2 separate regions of the Homo sapiens genome follow, and region 2 is linked to region 1. A link is a contact called in ENCODE Hi-C or POLR2A ChIA-PET data. All regions are on one chromosome and are shown on one strand. Each heading gives the region's core, a stretch centred on a gene start or an enhancer-like site at or near the end of the contact. The rest is flanking DNA. Distances are from core to core; before and after follow the strand shown. Region 1 overlaps CCM2L (CCM2 like scaffold protein). Region 2 overlaps TM9SF4 (transmembrane 9 superfamily member 4).

Region 1 (5,695 bases), core at 1,602-4,101:
TCTGGAATCCTATTTCCAGCCACAGAGGAAGTGGGCATGGTGGCTGGAGTACAAATGGCCTTGTAAGCAATTGTAAGGATGTTAGCTTTTACTTGGAGTGAAATGGGAAGCCACTGGAAGATGTGGAGTAGTGACATGATGTGGCTTTCATGTTAACGGGACCACTCTGACTGTGTGGGGAAAGAGACTGTCAGCAAGGGCTGAACCAGTCAGAGGATGACCACATGATTCAGGTGAGAGAAAATGGGGCATGGACCTGGGTGGGTACAGGGGGAGGGTGGGGAGAAGTAAATGGATTTTGATGTTTTTTTGTTTTGTTTTGAGACGGAGTCTTGCTCTATTGCTCAGGCTGGAGTGCAGTGGTGCGGTCTACCTCCTGGGTTCAAGGGATTCTCGTGCTTCAGCCTCCCAAGTAGCTGAGATTACAGGCACCCGCCGCTATGCCTGGCTAATTTTTGTATTTTTCGTAGAGACGGGTTTCACCATGTTGGCCAGGCTGGTCTTAACTCCTCAACTCAGGTGATCCACCCGCCTCAGCCTCCCAAAGTGCTGGGATTACAGGCTTGGTTATGTTTTAAAAATAAGAGCCAACAGGATTTATTGACAGAGTGGATATGGGGTGTGTGTGAGAAAGAGAGAGCGTGAGAGCCAGCCAAGGCCCACAGCAAGGTTTTGGCCTGACCAATGTAAGGACACAGCTGCTATTAATTGTGACAGGGAAACCAAGGGAGTGGCAGGTTTTGGGGGAGGAGGTTGGAGCTCAGTTTTGGATGTGTTGGGTTTGAAACAGTCGTTAGATCTTCAGATGCAGATCACCTAGAAATGGGTAGATGAAGGATAGATGGAGGAGAGAAGAAGATCAAGGACAAAGTCTGGGGCACTCCAACTTCTGAAGAAGAGGAGGAACCAGCTTGGTAGGAGAAAAGCCTGGAAAAGGTGGAGAGCTGGAAGCCAAGTGAGGAAGTGTTTCAAGGGGAGAGAGACAGCTGTGGTGTCTGAGTTTACTGGTTATTATCTGCCTCACCATCTAGACAGGAACTATGTCTGTTTCATTCACCACTGTTTTTATACGGAGGGATCTGGTGGTCCAAGATCAGAGGAAAAGCTTAGAATGCTCAGAACTTGAAGGTGTCTGCTCGCCTGTGAGCTCCCTAAGGGTGGACACCAGATGTCTTTTTCACGTCTGTATCCATAGCACCTAGCCCATTGCCTAGCCCAGAGCTGGCACTCAAGAAACATGGTCGGGTGAATAAAAGCAAGGGTGAATGAAGAGGATGGGGGAGGCAGAGGGGAAGACGGAGGGGGAAGGAAGAATGGCAGGAAGGCTTCTCTCTTGGGTGGCCATCTTAGTTACCAAGAGTACTGGCTCTGAACTTACTGGATTTGAATCTTAAAACCACCACGTGCTTCCTGTGTGACCTTGCCTATGTTACTTCACCTATGGATCTCGGTTTCCTTTTCTATAGAATGGGAATACAGTAGTTGTAATATTTGCCTCCAGAGGTTGCTGTGAGAATTAAATGAGTTGATGCAGCCCTGTGTCTGGCATGAGCTGGCCCTAGATTCACGCTGGTGATTAGTGTCCTCGTGAATGTTACTGTGGTGGGGCCAACACTGACAACGTTGGAGAAGGAACGGGCTGGAGGTTAGATCTAGTTTGTTTTGGCCATTTTGAGAGTTCATCCCATTGAGGGAGTCAAGGGGAGATGCCCTGGAGGTGTCCAGGTCCGGAGTTTAGGAGCCATTAGGTGGGGCAGGTGCAGGGAGAAGGCAGGGGCAGATCCTAGGAACCTGGTGGGTGGGGCGGGGGCAAGGTGGGGGCGGGGAAGCAGCGTTCCCGAAGCCGGGCTTTGGGAGCAGGCTGCCCTCGGGCTCACCCTGTTGGCTACAGCCAGGATGACCAGGTTGCAGTAGGCGTCGGGGCTGGGGTCCTGCGGGTCGAGCGGGTTGGGGCCGGGGTGGCGCCGCTCCCAGCTGCCTCCCCCGCCGCTGCCCGCCTGCCTCCGCTCCCAGCTACCGCCCGGCTTTCCCGCGCCGCCGCCGCCGCCGCCGCCTCCGTGCCGCCGCTCCCAGCTGCCGCTGAACGTCTGCCGTCGCTCCCAGCTGCCCGACGCCCGCGCCCCGGCGCGCTGGCGCTCCAAGCTGCCGCCGCCGCCTCCCCCGGCCCGGGCCTCCGCGGCGCCCCCACCCCACCCCATCCGCCAGTCCAGGCTGCAGATGGTGTGGCGCCGCTCCGCGGTGCCCACCCGCCGCTTCTCGGGCGCCCCGCCTGGCGGGCCGGGGTCGCGTCCTGCGCCGCCTGGGCTGGCATCCACGCCGGCCGGCACCGGGTCCACACCCAGACCTAGGAGAGTCCGGGGGACCGTCAGCCGCGGGGATCGGGACTCAGAGACCCCCCCGCCCCGCCGAGGCCGGCTGGCCACCTGACCTCGCGGCTCTGGGGTTCCACCGCCGCCTCGCCCCCGGCTTTAAAGTAGCGCGGCGGTTCCCCGCCCACTCCGCTTCCACACTTTCGGGCCCGCCCCCGGCCTCAGTCTCCACCCCTGGCCTCTCGGTGGTCTGGCCAGGTGGCTTCCACGCTCCCCACGACGCCTGCGCCCCTGGCCTCAGACCTGCCCTCTGAACAGAGGGTGGTGGTCAGGCTGTCCCCTCCCAAGGGAGCCTTAACTGGGGACCCAGTCCCGGGTTTCAGGGACCGCCCCCTTGGATTCTGACTTCCCGCCTCTCCTCAGCCCCGCCCCTGGAATCAGGCCCCGCCCCCAGCCCAAGGGTCCACTCTAGCCTCAGAGCCGGGTGGTAACTGCGGATCCAGCCCTGGCCTAGGTCTTGGGCTTCTCCACCCTCTTAGTGCTCCACCACCTGGCCTCAGTGTAGTGGCTCAGGCCACCCACCTTCATCCTCAACCTCAGGCCCTGTCTGCTTTCCCAGAGCCTCTTCGGCCTGCCCCTAGTCTCAGGGTAGTATGGTCAGACCTTTTCCATCTCCTCTGCCCCCGCCGCAGGTCCCTCTCCTTCTCCATCCGCACACCTCCGGCCCCTGCCCCTGCCCCTGCCCCGCCCCCGCCCCCGCCCCTCCCCCGCCCCCGCCCCCGCCCCTCCCCCGCCCCCGCCCCCTCCCGCCGCACCGGTCTTGAGCACTAGCAGGTGCAGCGCGTCGTCCTGCAGGTAGGAGGCGGCGGCGATCTCGTGCGTAGGGATTCGCAGAATGAGCTCTTCATTGTCGCGCCAGGTGAGCAGCAGGCAGCGGGCAGACAGGCTCAGGATGCTGTCCTGCTCCGCCGTGGTCTTCAGCGGCAGCTCCTTCAGCTGCTGCAGGGAGGGGCAGATCTCGAGTTCCCGAGGTCCGCAGGTAGAAGAGGGAGAAGGGAGCGAGATCCTGCCCTCCTCCCTCCCCAGAGTCTCACCCTGGCGGTGTCTAGCAGCTGCAGGAGCTCGTCCCGACTGGAGGGGTTCAGTGAGGAAGTCACCCAGGTAAGGTGGCCCAGGAACTGGATGGAAATCGGGGTGAGAGAAGGACACAGAGATGTCACCCTGAAACCTTGAAGAACCCTGGCCTTCTCATTGATGCAGTGCGGATAGATTGAGATAGAAATACATGAATTAATATACCTGATAATAACTTTTACTGAGCCCTTAATAGAAGCTAGGCAAAGTTCTGAGCGCTCTCTATATATTCACTCATTCACCCTTGCTTTAAGGATGAGAAAAACCAAGGCAGGGTGTGGCTAACTAAAGAACTTGCCCAGGATTAGATAGCTAGAGAGGATCAAACTGGGATCCACATGCCAGAGCCCACACTCTCAACTGCTGGCTTATATTGCCTTAACACATAGTCATCTAGCTATAAGATTCCATAGGGAAGCAAAAGTTATTATAACAGCTTGAAAGAACTGACCACCTGTAAATTTCCTCTGGCCTGAGTGGCTCTCTCTACCCCAAGCATCATTGTCAAAGGAATTGCAAATCACTTGCCTTCCTTATGGTCTTGTTGCAGAAGTCAAATGGAAAGGGAAGAATGTTGGATCAAATTAGTATACCATTTTGTCAGGAAAAATGATGCACTAAATCAACAAATTTTTCCTTTACTCTTATATCCTAATGTTAGCACTTAAATGTTACTCAATATAATAGTTAACTTTTTTTTGAGATAGTCTCAGTGTCACTCAGGCTGGGGTTCAATGGCAAGATATCAGCTCACTGCAAGCTCTGCCTCCCGGGTTCAAGCGATTCTCCTGCCTCAGCCTCCTGAGTAGCTGGGATTACAGGCACGTGCCACCACGTCCAGCTAATTTTTGTATTTTTAGTAGAGACGGGGTTTCACCATGTTGGCCAGGCTGCCCTCAAACTCCTGACCTCAAGTAATCAGCCTGCCTCAGCCTCCCAAAGTGCTGGGATTACAGGTGTGAGCCACCATGCCTGGCCAACTTTTAAAAAATTATTTTTAGTTCTATTCCTCTAGGTGAATCCACCAATCAAACATTTTCTCTTCTTTTTATTCTTTATCAAATTTCAGCCCTCAATTTTTAAGCAGATTTATTTGTTAGTTTTTCCCTCCATATAGGGTTGCCAGATAAAATATAGGATGCCAGTTAAATTTGAACTTGAAAACAACAATTTTTGGCGGGCGTGGGGGGGCTGGAGTCTCGCACTGTCGCCCGGGCTGGAGTGCAGCAGTGTGAGCTCGGCTCACCGCAGCCTCTGCCTCCCAGGTTCAAGCGATTGTCCTGCCTCAGCCTCCCCAGTAGCTGGGATTACAGGCACCCACCACCACACCCAGCTAATTTTTTGTATTTTTAGTAGAGACGGGTTTCACCATCTCTACTAAAAGATGGCCAGGCTGGTCTTGAACTCCTGATCTCGTGATTCACCCGCCTCGGCCTCCTAAAGTGCTGGGATTACAGGTGTGAGCCACCGTGCCTGGCCGTTGATCAACAATAATTTTTAAGTTGTTTAGTATTTTTAGTCCCTTGCAATATTTGGGACATAATTATGCTAAGAAAGTATTCATTGCTTATCTGAAATTCAGATTTTACTAGGTGGCTTATTGTTTGCCAGTTCAGACAACCCTACCCCCATATCAATCTTTTTAGGCTAAATGAAGATCCATCATTTCCTCTTCATGGTGTTCATGCCAGGTGTGGTGGCTCACACCTGTAATCCCAGCACTTTGGGAGGCCAAGGTGGGCGGATCACCTGAGGTCAGGGGTTTGAGACCAGCCTGACCAACATAGTGAAACCCCAGCTCCATTAAAAATACAAAAAAATTAGCTGCGTGTGGTGGTGCGTGCCGGTAGTCCCAGCTATTAAGGAGGCTGAGGCAGGAGAATTGTTTGAGCCCGGGAGGCGGAGGTTACAGTGAGCCAAGATCGTGCCACTGCACTCCAGCCTGGGAGACAGAATGAGACTCTGTCTCAAAAAAAAAAAAAAAGAAGTACAGCTCCTAAGTGGTGGAAGTCCTTTGTGTTTTGCTGTTAATCTGGACGCTGTCCGAGTAACAGCAAGGTCACTGCAGTAAAATCTCATGGGAAATGTCAAAGTTGTCAATCAGAATGGAGTCACTTGTGTTAAAAGCCCTGACAAATAGGAGGGAGGATTCTCATGCATGAACGCCTGATAACAAGAACTATCAAAAAGACTGTAAAAACTACAACTTTGCACAAAGGCCATCACAACCTTACACACACACACATATTCCT
Region 2 (5,695 bases), core at 1,975-4,474, 140 kb before region 1:
GGGTGGGGGAGGCACCAGTACTCACACTGAAGATGAAGAAGAGCTCGATGAACATGGCGCCGAAGGGCAAGATCCCAGCCATGAGGATGCTGCCACAGAACGAGAGGTTGACATTGTTAGAGACCAGGCCACCAGGAAGCCCCAAGCTCCTTCCCAAGCTGGCATGAAGAGAGAGCACCTACACGAGTGTGGTGGTGCTAATTCTTCTGGCATATTTCTGTACTATTATAATCTCTTGAGAGGTAGGCAGGGTGGGCATTATTCTCCTCATTTTATAGATGGGCAACTGGGGTGCAGAGAGGTGGGGTGACTTGCCCAAGGTCCAAGTGATGGTCTTAACCTGTCTCACTATACCCTTCCATCCTTCCCCTTCCTTGTCCTGGTTCCTAGGATGACACCAAGTCTGCCTACAACCTGGTCACCTTGATCTTGGAGTGAAGTTAAGCTTTCATAAACTCTATTAGAGCCGGCTGAAGCGGCAGGAACTCTGGTTGCCGCACCCTTCTGGTGGCGGAGGGGGGCGTACCCTCTTCCACGTTCCCCTGCTCTTGCCTCTGCTGGAGGACTCACCCCACAAATCGGTTCATGTACCACCGCTGCTCGGGGATCTGCCGGGGAATCTGGTTGGTGCGCACAGGGTTGTCATATGGCTGCTTTCGGAAGCCGAAGTAGTAGCCCAAGTAGACGAGGGGCAGGGAGATCCCGAACCACATGCACAGCAGAGCCACCATGGTGGGAAAGGGCACCTGTAGACATGGCACCATGAGGCCCCCACGAGGCCCTGATGCCCGGGATGGGGGCTGCGCAAGGGGGAGGGGACCTTCTGGGCTCCACAGAAGGAGAGGCGACTTGTGCAGCAGAAGCACACTCCCTGCCCCCACCACAGGGCTCCTGGCCAGAATCTCTTGAGGCTGACCCCAGCCCTGATCTGGACTCCCAGTGAAGAAGGCACCTCAGCATCCCAGAGGAGCTCACCATCCAGGGAGGAAGTAGGGGAGGAACAGGAAGGAGTGGACTGAGAACGTGAAGAGATGAAGAGGTCAAAATGAAGAGATTACATGTGGCACATTATGTGAAGAAAAGAAGGGAAAAAACAACACTGTACAAAGTGCTCCCAATCTTGTCAGAATAAAACTACATGATATACTATTAAGTGTAAAAAGGAGGCTATAAACTATGTGTATAGAAGGATTCCATTTTAATAAAAACACAACATAGTCGGTCCTCTGTATCCATGGGTTCTGCATCTGTGGATTTAATCAACTGCAAACAGAAAATGTTCAGGAAGGCCGGGAGCAGTGGCTCATGCCTGTAATACCAGCAGTTTGGGAGGCTGAGGTGGGCAGATCACTTGAGGTCAGGAGTTCAAGATCAGCCTGGCCAACATGGTAAAACCCAGTCTCTACTAAAATTACAAAAAAAAAATTAGCCGGGCACTGTGGGGGGCACCTGTAATCCCAGTTACTTGGGAGGCTGAGGCAGGAGAATCATTTGAACCTGGGAGGTGGAGGTTGCAGTGAACTGAGACCTTGCCACTCCACTCCAGCCTGGGTGACAGAGTGAGAGAGTGAGACTTCGTCTCAAAAAAAAAAAAAAAGAAAATGTCCAGGAAAAAAAAAAATACAATAAAATAAGCTGGGTACAGTGGCTCACGCCTGTAATCCCAGCACTTTGGGAGGCCTAGGTGGGCAGATCACTTGAGCCCAGGAGTTTGAGACCAGCCTAGGCAACACAGTGAGACTGTATCTCTACAATTTTTTTTTTTAATTGCCGAGTGTGGTGGTGACACCTGTAGTCCCAGCTACTCAGTGGGGCTGAGGTGGGAGGACCACTTGAGCCCGGGAGGCAGAGGTTGCAGTGAGCTGAGACCACAGCACTGCACTCCAGCCTGAGCAACAGAGTGAGACCCTGTCTCAAAACAAACAAACAAAAAATACAACAATACAAATTAAAAAACAATATAGTATAACAACTATTTACATAGCATTTACATTGTATTAGGTATTTTAAGTAATCTAGAGAAGAGTCAGAATATACAGGATGTGTGTACGTAAACACTATGCCACTTTATATATGGGACTCGAGCATCCTTGAATTTTGGTATCTTCAGGGGTCCTGGAACCAATCCCCTATGAATACCAAGGGACAACTGTATCTATTTATATTTGTGCCTGGAAAGGCCTATACCAAAGAGCTAACAATACTTCCTTAGATGGGATATGGGGGATTAGAACTGATTTTTCATTTTCTTCTTTATCCTCTTCTCTACACTTACTTTTTACAAGAATCACATAAAAAGAAATATATATATAAAGTGTTTAGAACAGTATTACTACAAAGCAAGCATCATATAAATGTTTGCTGTTATTTTATAAATTTTAAATTATGTAATTCTTTTGTAAGTATATCTATAAAAAGGAAAAAAGACAACATATATTAAAGACCTACATTGTATTTATCTCTGGGTGAGCAGATTTGGGGTTATTTTAAATTTCTTCTTTAACTTCTCTGCACTTTCCAAAATTTCTACAGTGAATGTTTATAATGAGCAGCTGGTAACTGGGAGGAAAATGCTCAAAGGGAGAAGGAACACAGGGATAAAAAAGGTGAAGTGAGAGGAAGGGCATGACTGTGTCTTGAGGGTGGCTTCCTAAGTTGCTGGGAAAGAAACCCCTCCTCTGTAAGCCTGGACGTGAAGCCTCATGCAAGGACCTTTACCGCCACCCCCAGGTGGAGGGCAGAGGGCTCTACGTGCTAAGGCTAGGATAGCAAAATGCCTGCCACATCTCAACTGCAGTCCTGCTAATTGACCAAGACCCCACTCCCCCTCCCCACAACTGAGTTCAAAATCCTCCTCAGTGAGTCTTGGACAGCTGCTAGTAACACACTGGACTGGGGCTGGCAGGATTCCCAGCTCTAAGGGTAATACAACCTGATCCTTCCTTTCCTCTCTCCTCCACCTGCAGGGGCTGGTGCTGAGGGGCAGGGACACTGAGGAGGACAGGCTTGCTTTGGGATAATGACCTAATAAACTCACACTGGGCAGCTCACTCTTGGTTAAGACAAAGGGAAATTCCCCAGTTGGCCGCTGGACTGTGGAAACCTCCCTTTAGAGAAGTGGGCTTGGGTCAGTTGACTGAAAGATCTCACAGGAAGGCCAGGGCCAGGGCATGACACACCAAGGGCAGGGCTGGGGAAACCCCAGCTGGCCCTCTGCCCTCATGGCTGGGAACGTAACTCTGGGGACTCAGAAAAGGGAAGGGAATGGCAGGAAGTGGCTTTTGGGAGTAGGGCTGAGTGCAACTGGTCCTCGCTTGCTGGGGAGGGGCTGGAAGGGTAGGGGAGGCACTTACCGCTCCTGATGAGTGCTTTCCCCAAATGAAGCAATTCAATACGAAGCAGATGCCAAAAACCACACCAGGGTACAGAGTTGCCGTCTGGAGCAAGAGGGGCCGGGTTGAGGAGCAGCATCCAGGGACCTCCCCTACCTGTCCCGGTGGGGCCCCCAGACCAGAAGCTCTTAAGCCCTCCTTGTCTTTCAGACTCTGCTCAAGCATCATTCCTTCCAGAAAGTATTCCCTGACCCTCAGACTGAGCAGGACTCTGTTCTATGCCCTCTCAGGTCCCTAATACTGCCCCTTCTTGCTCTCATCCCAGTTCGTAATTACATATTTTGGCTACCTGATCAATATCCGCCTATCCCCAAAAGACTGTGAGCTCCTTGGGAGGAGTGTGTCTACCTTGTTCTCTGATGTACTCTCATCACTGAGAACACGGTAACTACTCTGGCCAGGCGTGGTGGCTCATGCCTGCAATCCCAGCACTTTGGGAGGCCGAGGTAGGTGGATCACCTGAGGTCAGGAGTTTGAGACCAGCCTGGCCCACATGGCGAAACTCCGTCTCTACTAAAAATACAAAAAATAGCCGGTGTGGTGGCTCATGCCTGTAGTCTCAGCTACTCGGGAGGCTGAGGCTGGAGAATTGCTTGAACCCGGGAGGCAAAGGTTGCAGTGAGCAGAGATCGTGCCACTGCACTCCAGCCTGCGCGACAGAGCGAGATTCCGTCTCAAAAAAAAGAAAAAAAGAACACGTTAACTACCCAATATATACATATGTAAAAAAATTTTTTTTTTGAGGGGGAGAAAAATTACCTCCAGAATCGCTTGAGCTCAGGTGTTTGAGACCAGCCTGGGCAACATGGTGAAACCCTGTCTTTACAAAAAATTAGCCAGGCGTGGTAGTACGCACCTGTGGTCCCAGCTACTTGGGAGGCTGAAACAGATGGATTGCTTGAGCCCGGGAGGCAGAGGTTGCAGTGAGCCGAGTCATGCCACTGCACTCCAGCCTGGGTAATAGAGCAAGACTCTGTCTCACACACACACAAAAACCCTAAAAAACAACTTTAACAAAACACGTATGTCTGGGCCCCAACCCAAACTGCCTAGAAGGATGGTGAAGCTCTGAGTCTTGGGGTGGCAGATGCTGGGTTCCTATGTACCTTGTCTCACCTAATCCTCACGCAAGTCTGGAAGGAAAGTCTACCATTATTCCTTTTAATGAGGACACTGAGGCCTGGCGATGTTAAAGACAACCCCTCACCACCTCCACGTCACCCAGCCTCCTGAAGGTACAGCAGAGGTATAAACGCAGGCAGTCTGACCCCAGAGCCCATGCTCCTGACCTACTGCAGTGTATTCTTGCCAGTCAGAATCTCTTGGGTGGGGTATAGGCACAGGGATTCTAGTCTAGTCAATGCACCAGAGTTACAGTTGAGACTTTTTCTTCTATTTTCTTCAGAGACAGGGTCTCACTCTGTCACTCAGGCTGGAGTGCAGTGGTGCAATCATAGCTCACCGCAGCCTCAAACTCCTGGGCTCAAGTGATCCTCCCACCTCACCTGCCTGATTAGGAGGACTACAGGCACATGCCACCACATCCAAGTAATTTATTTTTTGTAGAGACAGGGTCTCACTGTGTTGCCCAGGCTGATCTCAAACTCCTGGGCTCAAGTGATCCTCCTGCCTCGGCCTCCCAAAGGACTGGGATTAGAGGCACAAGCCACCACAACCGGCATGAACCTTCTTGCCACACTGATCACCAGGCCAGGGACTGCTGTGGCAGCCTGAGCATCCAGGTGGGTCACTAACCACAATGACGAAGGCCCTCCGGAACCTGATGCTCAAACCTCCATTGCCAGTTTCATCTTTGGCTCACAGCCCTGCACCCAACAACTGGTCACTGTTCCTGCACATTCCTGTCTCTGGGCCTTTTTGCATAGGTCATCAACACCTCAGAGGATCCATTTCCTGAGGGCTAATGCTATACCAAGGTCCTTATGTGCAGTTAACCCTAGCTATCTTCATTGGAGAGATGGGGAAACTGAAGCTCAGAGGGCTGTTGAAAGTTATCAACCAATGCAGAGCCAGACTGGGATCTAGGCCATTCCAGAACCTTAGGCCCCACTGCTGGCTGCGTCCCTTCATCTGAAATCCTCCTCAAGGCCCGGCTCAAAGGTCACTTCCTCCCTTCCTTTGTGTTCCTGCATGACTCTGTTGTGTAGCACAGAATTCCTCATCTGCCTTCCTGGCTGAAATTTACTAACTGGGCACTGTGCTAGGTAGGAAAAAAAGCTCCAGGGAGAAAGGCAGACCCCTATGTAGAGAACAACACACCTGCCCCTACTTAGCTCTGCCAA

The links. Hi-C counts contacts between places; a loop is a spot of excess contacts on that map. ChIA-PET counts read pairs that join two places held with the same protein, here RNA polymerase II (POLR2A). Pooled maps may share reads with other maps.
Region 2: a loop to region 1 is called in a pooled map, with 2.6 times the contacts of the local background. The contact joins two enhancer-like sites. A Hi-C loop is called at or near these places in 1 of 50 pooled maps. POLR2A ChIA-PET finds 5 or more read pairs at or near these places in 2 of 52 experiments (OCI-LY7 and WTC11).

Annotation. Positions count from the first base shown.
Region 1 is chr20:32,015,592-32,021,286 of GRCh38, reverse strand. It overlaps CCM2L (CCM2 like scaffold protein), which reads right to left. Exons shown (of 10, transcript NM_001365692.1): 3 at 3,404-3,487; 4 at 3,125-3,308; 5 at 1,878-2,344. Among named protein-coding and RNA genes, the nearest start is that of CCM2L, 8.0 kb to the right of the region's middle. RefSeq lists a silencer at 2,398-2,527. Within about 2 kb of position 2,851, at least 7 of the 41 ENCODE cell types and tissues checked have a DNase peak (open chromatin) inside an H3K27ac peak, as active enhancers do.
Region 2 is chr20:32,152,845-32,158,539 of GRCh38, reverse strand. TM9SF4 (transmembrane 9 superfamily member 4) reads right to left here. Exons shown (of 18, transcript NM_014742.4): 13 at 3,354-3,437; 14 at 571-746; 15 at 26-89. Among named protein-coding and RNA genes, the nearest start is that of TM9SF4, 46 kb to the right of the region's middle. RefSeq lists an enhancer at 5,400-5,694 and a silencer at 5,400-5,694. Within about 2 kb of position 3,224, at least 20 of the 41 ENCODE cell types and tissues checked have a DNase peak (open chromatin) inside an H3K27ac peak, as active enhancers do.